2 separate regions of the Homo sapiens genome follow, and region 1 is linked to region 2. A link is a contact called in ENCODE Hi-C data. All regions are on one chromosome and are shown on one strand. The core of a region is the stretch at or near the end of the contact, and the rest is flanking DNA. Distances in the headings are between cores, read along the strand shown. Region 1 holds the start of ANAPC4 (anaphase promoting complex subunit 4). Region 2 overlaps CCDC149 (coiled-coil domain containing 149).

Region 1 (3,436 bases), core at 99-2,598, 520 kb before region 2:
AATGGATGTAACAGTGCCCTCTATCACGCCTACCCATCTGATTGCACGGATGTGCCTCCCGTCTACCTTCCCTCCTACTTCTGTGACGGTACCACCTGCTGCTCTCTAGAGCCACAACAGAGTTTCAAAGCATCCCGGCAGCGGAGGGAGACTAGCTAGATTTCATGGAGGGCCCTGAAAAATTAGACATCAATACCCTGGCGACTGGATCATGGTAGATAACATGGTGCAGACTACAGTCTGCAGGGTGCTAAGATTTCCTTATCACCTAGTTTCCAAATTTGGCTCTATACAACTCTCACATGGCCAGATAACTCTCAAGCCAGAGGCGGAAAGATGCACAGGTGAAGGTTTCCTTACAAAATGGCTGGCAGGTAATAACTCTCAGCAGAAAGTTGGGTACAACTGGTTTATACTCGATGAAGTTTTATGTGAACAAGAAATGCTGATAACACCCATGCACGTTCTGTCTGGAATCCAATGCATGCCTTCCTTGTCCAATTTAGAGGTATTTTTAGTGGAGGGTGGTTATCCAACCCGTACTATAAAACGTGGACAAGAGAAGCCAGGTTCTTAAATATATCCTGTGTGGCAGCTACATGCAGGCACATTTGCAGCTGAAGTTTGACAATAACTCTTCCTACTGCTATTAAAACTGTAAGCAAACTTAGGGCAGGGTCCCTGCATCTACCATTATGTCTAGCTCATGAGCAGCACATAGTGGGCTTTTTTAAAAAGTTCATTTAACTAATAAACCAATGAGTGAAGAAGACTTGGGGAAGCAGGATTGCGTGACGGTGTTAAGCTGTGTGAAAACTGTTACTTTAGCCATAAAAGTACCGAAAATAGCACAGACATCACCTTTCGCATATATACTTAAAGTTTACTGCCGTCCTGGGAGGCAGGGAAGGGGTAGCAGGTGGCCAGCCATGTCTGCAGAAGGGGAAACTGAGGCTCCGGCCGCCTGTGGCCCGAATGAACAGGCTCGGGCTCGGTGTTCTTGGGCCCCCCGGGAGCAGACCCAGCACAGGCGGGCTCCCGCCGGCTCACTCACCTCGCCAGCTGTGTTGGCCAAAGCAATGAGATCCCGCTTGGGCGACCAGACCAGGAAAATAATCTCCTGCGGGAGCTGCTTCTCTCCCACCACCCGGAAGGATGGGAAACAGGTCGGAAAACGCAACATGGGGACGGCCCTGCAACGACACCCCAGTCAGAGGCCGGCAGGAGCCCCCGGCTCTCCACGAGGAGCCCCGACCGCGCCTGTACCTGCAAGAGTCCCCACCGGCAGACTAACACGGCCCCAGTGGCCTCTCCCCTCCCTCTGCCGGCCGCGCGCCACAGCCTCCAGGCCGCCCCGCCCCGCCGCTGTCGCGCGCTCCAGGCACTTCCGGCGTCGGGACTGCCTCGCGAGAGGAGGAGGAGGGGCGGGGCGCGCACCGGTCTTGGGGGTGCTGAGAGCCAGAAGGGGCGGACAGGGACGGGGCGCGGTGGGCGGGGCAGGGAGGAGCGAGGGGCGGATCGAGGTGGGGGTAGGATGGGGCCCGTGGGCGGGGCAGGGAGCAGCGATGGGGCAGAGCTAGGAAGGGTGGGGCACGCGGGCGGGGCAGGGAGCCCCGAGGGGCGCGGAGAGGGAGGGAGCCGCGCGCCGGACCCAGGTGCTGGTGGGATCGCTGGGCGCCGGGACCTGAAAGGGCCCGAGAAGGGCGGGGCAGGCCCCTGCGGCCACACGCAGGTCTTTTGGGAACCCGTGTGTGCACGTGTGTGGGCATGCTTGCATACCTTTCCCGTTTTCCCGGAAATTCTCTGCTGTGGGCAAAGGGACGGTAGGGGTTTATGGGGTAGGCTTCAGCGACAACGGGGAGATGAAAAAGAATATGAACTTTAGGTCCTGATCAGCTGGCGCCTCCTCTAACAGTTACTAAGCGAGTAGTTCTCATGTCAGTCCTGGTGGGTCAGTATAGAATTTTAAAAGTCCCCCTGTCCAAGCAGCACCCCAAACCAATTAGAAGAAAATTAACCCTGGATGGGCCCAGTATTTACTAAAACTCTTTGGGTGATTCCAATTTGGAGAGAAGAGGCGCGTGCCCTAAAACCTCCCTAACAGGCAAATAATACTGTGACATCTCATCCCATTTAACCCTCACAACTTATTGGTAGTTGCAGCACCGTCATAACGAATAAAGAGTGTGGGCTCAGGGCCGGGCGCGGTGGCTCACGCCTGTAATCCCAGCACTTTGGGAGGCCGTGGCGGACGGATCACAAGGACAGGAGATAGAGCCCATCCTGGCTAACATGGTGAAACCCCGTCTCTACTAAAAAATACAAAAAAGTAGCCAGGCATGGTGGCGGGCACCTGTAGTCCCATCTACTGGGGAGGCTGAGGCAGGAGAATGGCGTGAACCCGGGAGGCGGAGCTTGCAGTGAGGCGGAGCTTGCAGTGAGGCGGGGCTTGCAGTGAGGCGGAGCTTGCAGTGAGCCGAGATTGTGCCACTGCACTCCAGCCTGGGCAACAGAGCCAGACTCCGTCTCTAAAATATAAAAAAAGAGTGTGGGCTCACACACGATTTCTTCTATAGGTACTTGGGCATTTACTATGTGGAGGAACTGAGGCTACAGCAATGCATGGGACGGGAACTCTGCCCAGAGGCTCACAGGCCAGCCTGGCAGACTTGTAAATCAGAACTCATCTGATGTTGCTTTATGTAGGACACATTTAAATGAGTCAACCTGTTGACAGTTCCCACAGCTATGACCTCCCTAAGAGAATGTGACAGTACCATCCTAGGGTTCTTAAACTTAAAACCTATGGTAGAAAGCCATCTACTTTTTACTACCTTTCACTTGTTCAAAGAAGAAACAGACGGCAGGTCCTTTAACTTTCAACAGGCCCCATCTTCTTGACCTCTGTCTGGATCTAGCCCCTGGGAAGTAGATGACGGAGGGAGACTAATTCATTCAGCATCAAGTAACTATTTTGTGCCAAGTACTGTTCTTAATCCTTGACTTTATACCTACCCTGCTTCCTGTCACGGGCTTTGCAGCCCTTGCCTTTGCCACAAACAACTTACCAAGTGCCCCCAACTCTTCCAGAATCAACATTTCTAAGGTAAAAATGCATTTGCCTTTGTTTTTCACAAAATGCATTTTCAGGTGTTAGTGTTTTGGGGCAGTTATAATGGATCACCTGGTGGGGGTCTAGTATCTATGCACATTAACCTTCTTACGGAAATTGAATGTCCATTTTCCTGGAACTTACCTGAATACAAACACCCATACAGCACGTGAAAATCACTGTTCCCAGAGGCATAAACACCGTACTGCAAAGGACAGAGTATAACCACCTGCACATTAAGTCTTCACAGAATATAAATTTTCTAAGCCTTACAGCAAAGGAAACAGCCTAAGTGTGGAGTTCCAGATGTGGGCAGGAAACAGC
Region 2 (3,278 bases), core at 49-2,548:
AAATGTACTACTTTCTTTTTTTTTTGCTGTTCTTTAAGGTGTATGTCAAGGAATTAGGCACCATATCAGAATAGTCATTTTCTAGTTTTCAAAGTTATTGTTTTGGAGTTGAGGAGGTGGAGGGACTGAATAGAAAAGAATTGTATGTTGACAAGGAATCTAGCCTGTTAAAGGTAAAAGAAAATTACAGTCACCTGCTTTGAAGCAGTGGTGCCACCCCCACCCCACTGTACTCCAGGGGCCAAGTTTAAAGCTGGGGTAGATTTACAGTGAACTCACTTGGAGGATTGCGATTTTAATAAACCACTGTTTTGCAGCTAATGTAGAAATGCTGGCTCTTAGTAGATTTCTTTTCAGCCAGGCTCCAGAGTAAATAATTTTCAATAATCACATCACTAGGTCTCTAAATAACTGTTTCCTAAAGCAGCCCTGCCCTCCGTCCTGGCCATCACTGGAATTATTGACTGATTTTTATAAAGTGTCTTCTTTACTCTAGTTTCCATATCCCTAGGAAAACCATTTGAGCTCAGTGCTTTTTAAAGTGAGGCCCAAGGACCAGGGCCAGGCTGCAACCTAATTGTTTCTGGTCCATGACAAGATACATACAGAAATTGAGAGTAAGTGTTCAGAAACTTTTATAGCAATTTGACAGCATGGTTTTATGTCTGTTGAATCTAATGATACACACTTGGGGTTTTATCTTCTTGTCTTCTTAAATTTATTTGCCTAGTAACTCATTTTTATTAGATTTTACAAAAGTATTGATCTAGTATGGATTGAGAAAAGAGAACTCTTTTCCCACCAACAGATTGAGTTGTACTGGTTTACCCATACAGTAGCTACCAATGTAGCCACTGCAGTTACATTGGTCAGTGAATGTCAGGGTCTTCCTGCCCACCAGAGACTAAGGAAATATTGATTTAAAAAGGGAAGCTTAGGGAGGTTGGAGATTTTTTTCCCTTGTCTTTTTTTACGTTTTCATTGTTGCCCTTACAGACATTTCTTTGGACCTCTCTTCCGCTAAATGAAGGTTTAGGTGAATTTTGCTGCATCTTCTCCAGATGGGGATGCTGAGATTCACCTGAATGTGCAGTTGGCAGCCAGCTCCCAGACCGAGCAAGCGCTGGGCTGCTCCTCCCGCTGCTCCCCAGGGACAGTCACTGCTGCCCAATGGCCTGGCCCTCCATCTGGTAGGGAGGGATTATGTTTGCTGCCAGGGAAAAGGATCAATGAGCTAATGTCTGGGGAATGTTCTGGAGTTCCGTGGAGGAAAGGCAGAGGCCGCCCACATGTGACACCTTGAGCTAAGGAAGGAGAGCTGTGGATGGAGAGGGGGAACCAGGAAACGAAAATCAAGAATTGAGTCATCTCTCGACTTCGCTGTAGTCCTTGTGGTCAGCCTGCTCTTGTGGCCTTGAGCTGCGCTTTCAAATGGAAGTTTTGAGATGTGATGGGGTGAGGGAGAGAGGGAAGCCTGTTTGCCTTTTCCCCTGTCTGGGACTTTTTCTCCAAGATATCTACAAGGCTCTCTCTCTCCTTTTTCAAGTCTTGATGTAAATGTGGCCTTCTCAGTGAAACCTTCTGCGGCCCTTTCTTCCAACACATTCTATTCCCTTTGCCTGCTTTATTTTTCTCTGCAGCATGTTATCATCTAGCACACGGATTCATTATATATTCTATTGTAATATAATGTAGTTAATGTAATGTCACCCATTCGATGTCAGTTTCTAAGGGCAAGGGTTTTGTCTGTATTGTTTGCTGCTGTATCTCCAGGTCTAAAACAGTGCCAGGCAGATGCCAGGTGCCCAATAAATATTTGTCAGATAAATGAATGAACAAATAATCAACAATAAAGGGGCAGGATTGCAAAGGAGTCAGCTGTGTCCAAGGAGAGGCCTTCGCTGCATTTACACAGCTCTGTTCACTGAGCGTTGGAGTAGCAACCACGGAGTGGGCACAGTTGAGGGAGGTAACCCACCTTTAGTGAGCCCACACATGATGCCAGGCACTGTGGTAGGCATTCTTTGTTCATTATTTAAAGATCAAATAACTATGTGTTGCTAGCTCTGTCTTACAGATGGGAGACCCAAGAGATTAAGAAACTCCTGTCATGTCACCCAACCCAGGAAGTGGCATGATCAGAATGCAGCCTCTTCTCTCTGATTCCTCCCATTTAGGGAAATTTCCAAAGGCAGTCATTTGTTCACAGTGTCTCATGTTTCTTTGCTTTCCTACCTACAAAATAGGTTTTGATTTTCCTCATCCATCACTAAATTTTTGTCTTAGGAGAACAGAAATCTGGGAAAATTAGAACTCAAATATTACAAGATGGGAGCTTTGCAAATAGGGGGCTGAAAAATTCGATGGAGTTACTGAGTAATGTTCTCAAATAAGTGAGTAGAGATCAGGGCTTGATTAAATCCAGCCAAAGGGGATGAATGTTTTTCTTTTTTTTCTTTTTTCTTCCTTTTTTTTTTTTGAGACAGAGTCTCTCTTTGTTGCCCAGGCTGGAGTTCAGTGGCATGATCTCAGCTCACTGAAACCTCCACCATCTCCACCATCCCAGTTCAAGGGATTCTCCCACCTCAGCCTCCACTGTAGCTGGGACTATAGGCATGTGCTACTATGCCTGGCTAATTTCTGTATTTTTTAGTAGAGACAGAGTTTCACCATGTTGGCTAGGCTGGTCTTGAACTCCTGACCTCAGGTGATCCACCCGTGTCGGCCTCCCGAAGGGCTGGGATTACAGGTGTGAGCCACGGCAGCTAGCCAGGGATGAATGATTTTCTATGCAAGTCTCCATGCCAGGCATTGGTTTCAGTCTTGGTACACTCTTATTATTCCTGATCTCTCCTAGGGAGAGTGCAACCTCCACACTCAGCTTATTGCCTCTTATTTTAAAAATAGTTATGGAGCATCTACTAGGTGCTTGGGAGAGGTCAGTAGAGACAACGAAGTTCCTTGCCCTTCATGGAACTTATGTTTTAGTAAGGAGAGGGAGACAAGGAGTCAACAGTAAGCAATGAACCATGAAGTAAATGATAACAGATGGCAAGTGCTCCAGAAAAAAAGGTAAGGTAGCACCGGGGAAGGTTTCAGTATTAAATCGATCGGTTAAGATGGACCCTGTTGAGACGGTGACCTTTGAGCAAGACTGAAGGAGGTGAGGAAGTGAACCAAGAGGCTCTCTGGAGGGAGAGCATTCTAAACAGAGAGAATAGGGCCCTGGCACTGAAATAGGATCATGCCTGGTCTGTGTGGGGGACCACAGGGAGGTG

The links. Hi-C counts contacts between places; a loop is a spot of excess contacts on that map. Pooled maps may share reads with other maps.
Region 1: a loop to region 2 is called in a map of IMR-90, with 3 times the contacts of the local background. The contact joins the promoter of ANAPC4 here to the enhancer-like site in region 2. A Hi-C loop is called at or near these places in 1 of 168 maps with a recorded cell type or tissue (IMR-90), 1 of 37 single-sample maps with no recorded cell type and 4 of 50 pooled maps.

The regions. Positions count from the first base shown.
Region 1 is chr4:25,375,175-25,378,610 of GRCh38, reverse strand. It overlaps ANAPC4 (anaphase promoting complex subunit 4), which reads right to left and starts at 1,348. Exons shown (of 29, transcript NM_013367.3): 1 at 1,267-1,348; 2 at 1,055-1,193. The coding sequence starts at 1,183. RefSeq lists enhancers at 946-1,015, 1,046-1,105 and a silencer at 1,226-1,645.
Region 2 is chr4:24,854,776-24,858,053 of GRCh38, reverse strand. All of the region lies in intron 3 of CCDC149 (coiled-coil domain containing 149), which reads left to right. Among named protein-coding and RNA genes, the nearest start is that of CCDC149, 57 kb to the left of the region's middle. RefSeq lists enhancers at 621-1,121, 1,122-1,622. Within about 2 kb of position 1,298, at least 2 of the 41 ENCODE cell types and tissues checked have a DNase peak (open chromatin) inside an H3K27ac peak, as active enhancers do.